Regions from separate parts of the Mus musculus genome. Here region 1 is linked to region 2. Evidence: chromatin contacts called from ENCODE Hi-C or POLR2A ChIA-PET data. All regions are on one chromosome and are shown on one strand. The core of a region is the stretch at or near the end of the contact, and the rest is flanking DNA. Distances in the headings are between cores, read along the strand shown.

The links. A loop is a pair of places that touch in the nucleus more often than their neighbours do. ChIA-PET counts read pairs that join two places held with the same protein, here RNA polymerase II (POLR2A).
Region 1: a loop to region 2 is called in a map of left cerebral cortex, with 2.5 times the contacts of the local background. The contact joins the promoter of Ankrd46 here to the enhancer-like site in region 2. A Hi-C loop is called at or near these places in 1 of 37 maps with a recorded cell type or tissue (left cerebral cortex). POLR2A ChIA-PET finds 5 or more read pairs at or near these places in 1 of 5 experiments (Patski).

The regions. Positions count from the first base shown.
Region 1 is chr15:36,494,879-36,500,298 of GRCm38, forward strand. It overlaps Ankrd46 (ankyrin repeat domain 46), which reads right to left and starts at 1,913. Exons shown (of 5, transcript NM_175134.4): 1 at 1,849-1,913; 2 at 999-1,115.
Region 2 is chr15:36,396,826-36,402,305 of GRCm38, forward strand. No RefSeq gene overlaps it. Among named protein-coding and RNA genes, the nearest start is that of Gm34150, 25 kb to the left of the region's middle. Within about 2 kb of position 2,691, at least 1 of the 3 ENCODE cell types and tissues checked has a DNase peak (open chromatin) inside an H3K27ac peak, as active enhancers do.

The DNA.
Region 1 (5,420 bases), core at 663-3,162, 97 kb after region 2:
GGGTGGGAGGGGCAGTATGAGCCAGGGTTTCTCTGTGTAACAGCTCTGGCTGTCCTCTATGTAGACCAGGCTAGCCTCTAAGTTTCAGAGATCTGCCTGCCTCTACCTCCCTCGTACTAGGATTAAAGGCTTGTGCTGACACATCTCATGCAGCTCTGGACAACACAACTCTTAAATCCTAATGAATTAAATCCTAGTGTATGAAATCCTAACACATTAAATCCTAATACAGCTAAGCAAATTGGGACTCGGTGGTGGTTAGCTTTGGTTGTCAGAAGGAGAAAGCCCCGGGAAGGGAGTGTCAGAGGAAGTGTCTAGGTTAGGTTGGCCTATGGACACGCCTACGGGGGATTTGTGACCTGCAAAGCTGCAATCCGACTAGCTGCCTCAAGTCCCTGTCACCATCACTTCTCCATGGTGACAGACTGGAGTCCTCTGTCTTTGTCTCCGCAATAGTAAAGGAACTTAGTTAGACTCTAACGCCCCAGTCTCTGGGACTGGGAAATCACATCCCCAGTCTCACAGTGCAAACCCTTGATCCTGCAGTCACTAGCTCAGTTTGCTTACAGGTTGTGCTGTGTATCCTTCGTTCCTCACCACGTAGCAGTTCTCTCCCACGTCTCTCTGGTATCCTGTGAGACACTAGCTTCTTGTAGGAGTCGGGGAATCTTTCTGCTTGGCAGAATGCTATGTGTGCAAGGTACACTCACTAGAACTGCTGTGAAAATACAACTAACCAACACACAGCTAATGTGGATAGACAATCACAGACGCACTCCTCCATCAAATCAACCTATGCTGAAACAGTAAGAATCCAGGACATTTAACTTTATTATCACTACAAGGCTTAAAGAACAAATGCATTTCTCATTAAACTCCCTTGAAACTAAAAGGACAGTGGCACAGGCTCTTGCATACTCCATAAGCATAAGTCTAAGAGAAACCAGTTCAGGCTACGAATTCTATCAATAAACAAAAATCTTAAGGAACACTACTACCTTTGCAAGGTAAAGGGATGCTGGCGTGAAGTCTTGGGCGTCTCCGGTCCCACTTAGTCTGCCAACTGTCTGGGCTTGGACAGGTTGACTTAAGACTCTGTGCCTCAGCTTCTTTATCTGCAAATCAGAGATGGTACTTGTCAGGGTTGTTGCAAAGATTTTAAAAAGGACCATTAGGCACAATATCTGACATGAAGATAGCCAGCTGTTACTGTAACATGAAAAATCACCACACCACTGATGGCACCTTGGGAAGCGCCTAAGTACTAATGCCACGTTCTGAAGAGTGGGCAGTGTTATTTACTCTTCAATAACACACACTTATTACATTCCGCAGCCAATTCTAGAGTCTGTGGAACGCTGTTAAAATAAATGTCTTCTCCCTAAGACGGTTGTTGGGAAATCCGGAGAGGAAGCAACTGCGTTTTAACGACGCGTGTCAAGTGTGAAAGTTCATGATCACCTGAGGCCTAAGCGCAAAGTGTGCAAATCTTTTCTCTCCGCGGATACCCTGGGCAGTGTGACAGTCCGGACAGATCACACGCACCTCCACAGCGCCCACGCACGCCCGGGCTTCGGTCTCCTCGTGAACCGCTAAGGTGTTGACAATTCCTAGCTATGCTTTGAATCCCTGCCTGGGAAGGACGCCGCCATCGGGCTGGGGCGTGGGCTGCCTGAGACCCGCGAATACCCGCGGGCATCATCCGCGCAAGCTCCCAGGCCTGACCCGGGCCCTCCTGCCAGCATCGCCCGCGCGGAAGCCGCTCGGACCCGCGCCGGGCTCCACGGCCCTCAGAGGAGCTGTCACCGGCTCCCGCCCAGCTGCTGCCCACGGCCCCGGCCCTGGTACCTGCGCCCGCGGCAGCAGTGATGGCAGCAGCTCCTCCTCTCCAGCGGCGACAGGCGGGGCGCGGACGACCACAGAGGTGGAGCTCGCGAGGGCAGAGCGGCCTCGCACCCCGCGGCGGCGCGCCCCCTGCAGGCGGGAGGCTCTCATGGCGGTTCGGCCTCTAGCCAGCATCGCGCACATTCACCCCTTTTAAAAAACATACATCCCATTCCCTCAACTAAGTAGAAATTTAAAAGGCAGAAACAAATATATTAAGTGCCACGCGCATTAATTTATTAGTTTAGGGCTGCAGGGGAGGTGTTTAAAATCTGAATCCACAAGTTAGCAAATAATGGCTGACAAGTCTACTCTAAGCTATAATCCTGCCGAGTTATTATTCAGAGTGAATGCTTACACCCACTTATAAGGGTTCCTTGACTTATCATGACATGTGAAAATGATGATACACCCATATATGGAACATTCTTTCACAGAGCTTCTCTCTCTCTCTCTATCTCTCTCTCTCTCTCTCAACTCCAGTCATATAGCCAAGGTGACTTCTTTTAAACACTGTTCTACAAATTCTAGTATCATCCAACCCACCAGATGACCCTGTAGGGTGTTGTCTGTTCAAGAATTACATCTAAGTCGTCCTCCCGCCCCCAGCCCCCGGCAATGTCAAATAGATGTATAGGAGTATTGCCTGGCTTAAGGAAACCTCATATTCCTTTCATTTAAGGATTATAAGAAGGCTGGAGAGATAGCTCAGTTGGTAAAGGACCTGCATTGCAAGCATAAGGTCCTGAAGTCACCCCAGAACCCACATAAAAAGCCAAGCATGCTGGCATGTGGTAATCCAAGTTCTGGCTAGTAGGAGATAGCTGGGTCTCAGTGGTCCCCCTGACCAGTCTGCCAGCCTGGGCTATTCATGGGCTTTAATGAGAGTCCTCTCAAAAAAAAATCAAGATGATTGGCTCTTAAGGTATGTCACCTGAGGCTGACCTCTGGTCTCCATGTGCAAGTGCATGTTAAGTGTTTGCACACTCATGTTTGTGAATGCATGGGCCTGTGCACATATACACACACAGGCCACACACCAGGGCAGGGTGAGCTCAGCCATCCCCAGGGCTGCCAATCATCTTTAGCTATTTAACATTTACTTGTGCAGTGACTGACTATAAATATTCTGTAAATTGGGGATACATTAATCAATTTGTCAGTGGCTAAGTCCATAATATCTTCATATATGCCCATGCACTGTGCCAAATCATTGGGTAATTTAAATGATAATTCTATTCTTACAATTTATTCTTCCCCGGTTGGTGTATCAAACAACTTGAGAGTTTATTGATTGTATTCTAATTTATCTTTTCTTCTTCACGAATTATGGCTTCTGATCAATGGGGAAAATGTAAGGACTGTGAAGGCAGCTTTTTTTCTTCCTCTGAGGAGATTAAGGAAATGGACTGTGAGTTGCCTGTGCTCTCTGAATCCTTGTCCCCATGTCTGCGGACTTGACACAGTGAAGACTGAACATCTTCATAGATGATACTTTTATATCCCAGCAATATCTTGATACTTAATGGGAGTGACCATAAATCAAAGATTATATTTAGTCATTTTACATGCCAGGAAGGCGCACAGTGTTATCACCCTGCTAAAATCCAAGTGCTACATTGCTTTTCGAGGCTCTTCAGAAACTCCCTACCTTACTCAGCTTCTAAAGCCACCTCTGTCCCCCTGCTGTGGCCATTCCTCCATTCGATGCCTTTTCTCTTCCCTGGATTTCGCCTCCATGCCAGAATCTTCTCAGACTTTCTCTCACATCTTATCACACTCCTGTGCTTTGTGGGAGACTCTTAGATGCTCTAGAATGATCTCCTCATCTCAGGACCCTCGTTTGGATGATCACTCTCGAAAAGTCCCCTTTCCCTGGAGTGACACTATCTACATGGCGTCTAGAGTCACCCAGGAGGTGCCCTGGGTGGGCCTGGAGAGCATTATCTTGGTTACATTAACTGAACTAGGAAGACCCATCCTTTTCGGGCAACACCATTCCCTGGCTGTGACCTTGGCCTGTGTCCACAGAGAAGGGAACTGAGCAGAAGCAGGCACCCGTTGCTGTCCACTTCCTGACTGTGGATGCACTCTGACCAGCTGTCTCAAGCGTTTATGGCCACAGCTTCTCTGAAGAGATGGACTGTGCCCTGAACTATGAGCCAAAACTAAGCTTTTCATTCCACAAGCTTTCTTTGTCACCTTTCTTTATCACAGAAACAGAGAAAGAAACTAAGACACTACGCAGAGCTGCATGTGTGTAGGTTCTGGAGACTGTGGGGAAGCGGACATTTAAAGGCTGCCATCTGTGTCTGATCTTAGACTTTAATCAGGAAAACGTCCCTCTGTGTATTCGTCACCACAGATACATTTGGTTGCAAGTTCCAACTGGGATAAGATAATGGAATAAAGGAGCCTTTTCCATTGAGGAAAAGACAGCAGTGATGTGTTTGGATAAATGTTTATTCTGAGACTCCATATTTATTCTTCGGAGTTAGAGGGCACCACGTGTATGGCTCCTGTGGTGATAGCGAAGGATCGATCTGTGTTACAGAGTCCCACGTTTACCCTTGAATTCTCAGCACCTCCACAAGAGGATGGGCACGTGGGCTGCATTGGGGATTATTTGCTTAGTGGGTCTCCACCGAGTGGCACAGTGGAATCACCCCAGGAACTTTAAAATCACCTGCGCCCAGTCAAGACCGATTCAAAGTTGTACAAGAGCGGAGTGTGGGCGGCTGTGTTTCTGCTGCTCCAGGAATCCGAATGTGTAACAGGGCTGGGTGGAGAAGGCCGAGTTAGATCCAAGCAAGGCGAGGACAGAAGATTGCTCAGAGCAGGAAATGAAAGTCTAGGTTGTGCTGATTAAGCCTTCCTACATGGTCTCAGAAAATGCAGAAGACTTTTAAAAATACAAATGGGGACCCTAGTCTGAAGAATACAATCCTCTAGTCAGAACCAGTTCTCTGTGCAGAAAGAGATGTGTTCAGAATGCTGAAGTGTTTTTTAAAAAACACTCAGGACTTGTAAAGAAAGAGGTCCCTCCTAATGCAGGGTTAACAGTGCATGCCTTTAATCCCAGCTCTCAGGAGGCAAAGGCTGAAGGGCCTCTGTGAGTTTGATGCCAGCCTGGTCTACAGAGTTGTATGACAGCCAAGGCTACATGAAGAGACCCTGCAGTCGTGTTCCAGGTCTTTTTTTGTTTGTTTCTTGTAGTACTATATATTGACCAGGAGAGGGCGATATGCTCCTGAAAAGCGTGGCTCCCACAAGTCTCAGGTCTGGTAACTAACAGTGAAATAGGTGCAAAGGTCCCTGGGTTCTCAGACAGAACCACAGACTGAGCTGACCGAACGCCATACTATAGCATGTATTCATTGGCACTAGGCTGGATCAATCTCCATCCCCTAACAGTCTGAAACACTTAAACCCATATAAATATATGTGCCAGGCAACATCAGTTTTCTTTTTCAAAACTGAGGAAAAATTCAAAGCCAAGAACTAACACAAGAACATTTTCTTCCAAGAACCAACAC
Region 2 (5,480 bases), core at 1,441-3,940:
TCTGTGCTGGACACTATGTTATGCACTTGGGAGTCAAAGATGAGTTCACTGAAAGTCTTTCCTGTAGCCCAGCAGACGGGAATAGGTGGGCCAGGAAGGGAGGCCAGAGCAAGGCACTGTGGGCAGACTTGGAAGGGCAAGCGGGAGCCTGTGCCGCCTACTGTGGCGTCTGAGTGGGTGGGCGTGATAGTGCTGGGTAAACCCACAGTCTTTCTTCCACTGGAACAGATGATGGTCTCTGCTTCCTCTGTCACTTTCTTTGGTTTTGAAACTTTTATTTCTTCCTCGTTTGCCCCAGAAGAGCAGACTTTAAACTTGACTGTGCCTACTATTTTGTCTCTGTATGTTTAAGGGTGGAACTAGGAAGATGGCTCAATGGGTAAGAGCTCTTACGGCGCAAGCATGAGGACTTGAGTTTGAGTCCCCACACCAGTATAAAAAGGGGCAGGGCCAGAATTGACTGTAACCCCAGTGTTGTGAAGACAGTGTTGGGTGGACAGGCAAGGTCCTAGGAGCATCCTGCTAGTTTCTGTACCCATTCCAAAGTTCCTCACATTCAGAGGTTGCATGTGCTAAGTCAGGCCAATGTAGAGTTGGAAGCAATGTCTGTGCCTGACACCTCGCACGTAGCCTGACTCATCTTTCGGGTAATCTACCCTCTCTCTGTCCCTTAAGGGATTCCAGCATCTAGTGGAGGACTCTGGGGCAGGGGTTCAGTGCACAGGTCAGTTTGAGAATGACAAGTTCAATACATTGGTTCTAACTGCTGCATGGTCACCTGCCCTGGGGCCTCCTAGATGGCATTCCAATACAGACTGCTATTTGCATCCCTCAACTTTTCTTTAGTGTCCGCTCCTGGCTCTGTGTCTGAGAGCTGTGCATACTAAGGGCTCTCACTTTCACCTTAACCATTTGGAAAACTGTACGTGTTGGTGCATCCCTATAATCTCCATTATCTCAGGCTGTTGGGAGCCCGAGACAGGTGGGTGTGAGTCTAAGGCTAGCCTAGGCTACATAGTGAGACACTGTCCCATAGAACAAACAGAAGAGAGGGTCAGTCATTCCATACTTCATGAGACAGAGACACCAAGGGAGACCTTAGACCTGTGCTTTTTATAATTAAATAATACCTGTTGTTTTGATATGTATATATATATGCTTACTGAGTTTTATTTATGTATTATATACATACATGTATATGCATGTATGTACATACATGTTTATAGGACAACTATGAAGACAAGCTCAATCTCCAGCACCCATGTGAGAAACTGGGGCACGGCCACAAGCACCTGTAATTCCAATTCTGAGTAGAGACAGGTGGATCCTGGGAGCTTACTGGCCAGTCAGTCTAAACAAAGCAGCAAGCTTTAGGTCAAGTGAGTGGCCTTGTCTTACGGGATAGGGAACACAGTGATAGGCACCTGACACACTCCTCTGGCCTTCACACTAGGGCACAAGTGTGCACATATACACATATGTACGACACACACACACACACACACACACACACACATACACTGAGTGTCCAACTTGTGCCAAGCCCTGTGCTAAACACTCGACTCAAGCAGCCAACTTAATCTAGCAGTGGCTAGAATACCAACCCAAATGCAGGCACATGGATGTGAAATGATTTGTCCAGAGGGCCCCGATAAGGAGCAGTGCTGTCAGGGAGGAAGGACCATTTGGCACTTGTGTATAGCTATAGCTACCGTGCTCCCACCATCTATTCTCTCTCTCTCTCTCTCTCTCTCTCTCTCTCTCTCTCTCTCTCTCTCTCTCACACACACACACACACACACACACACACACACACACACACACACCTTTCTTCAATCCTGACTACTCTACATAATTTCCCTGCTTTACTCATTATGTACTCCACCTCCTACATTTAAATTTTAGTCATTTTAAGAAAGCTCCTAGACCTGATGTTTCTGCCAAGTTTTTTCCCTAGATGGACATTCCCTGTCACCATGGAAACCAATTGCTGGTTAAAACTGGGTCCCTGGAGGTAAGAAAATGCAGGAAGGAAGCAAAGTGTGGAGACGGCTGGTAAGGGTCCCCGGGCAGCTTCTATACAGCCTGCTCTGGCATCGCCTGACATTTTTTAGACCTGGCCAGTCTAAGGAAACATTTCAGGTCCCTGTAAAATTTGTGAGGAGCTCCAAACAAAGCAGAGAAAGAAAACAGCCCAATTGAATTTAAGTAGACTCAATTAAATACCTACAAAAAATGGCATGCTAGTTTCATGAATAAGTTGGGACTTCATAAACAAAATCATGATGCTTAAAACAATAAGTCCTTTTCTTTACAGCTTGCTGACCAATTATGAAGAAAGCCTAGCCCTTCATAAAATGAATTTGTAACAAATTATTTCAAAGGCAGAATTATAGACATCATTTTTTTTTATAGCTAGATTACTAACAACTACTGCTTGTTCACATTGGCCAAACACAAAATAAAATTGATGTGGATGCCTTTAATATGTTTGATATGGTGTGAAGATTTTCCAAAAACAAACAAACAAAGAAACCAAAAACTCTTAAGTGTTGGGAAATTATACCAGCCTTAGCAAGAAGGGGAGCAGGGCATAGGGGGCAAGGCCTGCCTTGCCAGGGAGCCTGCCCCGACATGAGGTGGGAAGCAGGGTGGGAGTGAGGCTTCTCAATGTAGTGGTTGCCCTGACCCAGCTGTCCTGTCTCAGGAGAGAGTGACCGAGCATGTCCAGTAGATTCCAGCTGCTCAGACTGGAACAAATCCAAGAAAACCCAGCTTCCCATTTCTTCTTGGTTGTAAGAGATTGGAAGGACATTATTGTTAAAGAGAAACTTGAGAGGGGCTACAAACATCCAGAGCCACCTCCCTCTCGCCCTCACCAGCAAGGTGAGTGTGCCCTTTCCTTATCACAGAGAGGCACCCCAGACTGACAGCTGTTCCTCTATCGAAGTCTGGACCAGAGGGAGCTCCCTTACGTGTAAGGAGTCTGCATGGGTTGTGTGTGTCTATGCTTTTAAAGCCAGAGATAATTAGGCAGCTGCCTCAGGCTTCGATAAAGTGGGAGAGGCCCACAGAAGTCCTTGGCTGACAGCCCAGGTCTGCTTGTGACCCTCAAAGTCTCAGGTTTTCTCTCCTGTGAGAAGGATGGGCCCTGTCGCCTGTTCCAATCCTAGGCTAGAATGGATACAGAATTGCCTTAAGAGGTTTGTCACCTTTTCACTCAGTTTGGTCCTTATTCCAACAGCCTCTAACACTGGACGCTCATCAGAAATGCTGCAGTGTCCTTTCCCAGAATCTGCATGCTAACCTCCAGGGGAAATGATGTACAAATTAGACTCCAAAGCAGTGAGACTTTTAAAAGCTATAGTTCACAACCTGGGAGGGTATCGATGGCTAATGATCGTAGAATGTTGGTCTTGTTTGCTTGCTCAGTGAGGTCAAGCCCCAGCCTGTATTATCTCTGCTGTCCCACCTCTAGGCTCTCAGTTCTGTTATAGAGTGGGCTTTCTTGGTATTTGTTTAATTACATTCTGCGTGATTGCCCCATAGGACATCAAGAACAGACAGGATATTTCTAGTCCAGCGAGAGGAGCCTATCCAGCTGCATTTGATGCTCGGTACCCAGCCCAGTGCAGTGTACAGAGATCATCAAACTTGAAAGTGCTCGGGATCATCCATGAGCCCCGGAGTAGAGGCACATTTCTTCTGCCACACCCCAAGTTTCCTGCTGGGCAAGGCTGGGACATGGTAGACAACAAGGCACATTTCTGACATGTTTAAGGCTCTGCCAGCTGCTTTGAGAGTGTGGCACGGACTATCAGCATGCCCGAACGCACTCCTTTGTGCTTTGAAAGTACTCACAATAACAAAAGAGCTCACTTGGCAGGAAAAAAAAAATCTTCAGATCAGACAATGTGGCTGCTGTCTCGGGCTGTGGAGTGCTTTTGGGGTGCTAAGGCAGCCTGACACAGGGGATAGGTCAAGGGACCATGGGGCCAGAGGGTAGCACCCCAACTTGTGGTGCTAGAGACCACAAGTTATCACCTGACCTCAAAGGAGTGGCTATACTCAACAATCTCTTGGGTCATTTCTAAAGGCTACAATTTTGCTCCCCATTCCCAGACTCTCAAACCGCCAGGGGTGGGGCGCAGATGTGTCATTAATATTGAGTAGATCATCACTCTTGGTTCCTTTCTATAAACAATAACAGCAACAATCCATTTGCTACAGATCAGCCTTGAAAATGTCACAATGACCCATGATGTAAGTATGTTGGTTTTTGTATTGCTTATTACATTAAATTACCACAAACTCAGTGTCTTACACAAATGCATAATTATATTTGAATGCCAGGAGCCCAGCCCAGGCTCACTGGGCTAAAATTAAGGCGTTGGCTGTGTTCTCCACCAGGGGCTCTGAGGGAAATCCACAGGGTCTTTGTCAGCTTGGGAAGGCTGCCTGCGCTCCTCGGCTTATGTCTTCCTCCCTCCTCAGTGCTCCGTTTTTCTGGATCTTTCTTCAGATGTCAGCCCCAACCTTCTGCATCCCTCTCCTCCTCTGAGTACTGGAGCTCCTCTTGGGTTACCCAGAATCCTCATCCTCATCTTCATGTCAGCTGACCCATAACTGTAACTCCATCTATCACTCTACTCAGAACAAGGTGGCAGTTCGAATAAAACACCCTGTGAGCGCTGCTGCAGGACCAGAACTGGGAGACATGCTTCTAGAACATTATGTGCAATTGTACCACTCTTCATTGCTGATGGATTTCTAAAAATGTTAATTAAAAAATTAACATTTGTGTTAGTTTTTAGGGAAAATGTTGCTTTATAGAAGTAAAACCTCCATGCTTCTTGGCCAACTGTGATGGATATACCCTAACTGTGATGGGTATACCCAACTGTGATGTGTATATCCCAACTGTAATGTGGATACCCCAATTGTAGTGGGTATACCCCAATTGTAATGGGTGTATCCCAACCGTGATGGGTGTACCCCACTTGTGATCGGTATATTCCAACTATAATGGGTATACCCCAACCCTGATGGATGTACCGAGTGGGATGGATATACCCTGACTATGATTCTTGAACCCCTGAGAGAATTCCCTCATTTTGCTAACAGCCTCCAACTTCTTTCTTGGTGGACCCAACCATTCAATGGCTTACTTGGGATTTCCACACAACAGTCTGGGCAACTCACTAACTTCGCCAGTCCCCAGATGAATGCTCCTTCCTGATGTATCCACTTGACTGACTATTGGCCTTCCTACCAGAGACCCACCAGGTCTGTTCTCTCTTCAGTTTGAAGACTCTTACCCATCTACCTGGGCACACCTTCTCATCTTGCAGACCACATCTTTGCAGCCACCTCTTCAGGGAGGTCTTTTGTAGCCCTCGTTTGAAAGTTTTACCCCAACCCTGCTATTTCAGACAGTGAACCCATGATTTGCCACCATTCACCATGATATAGCATGGTGG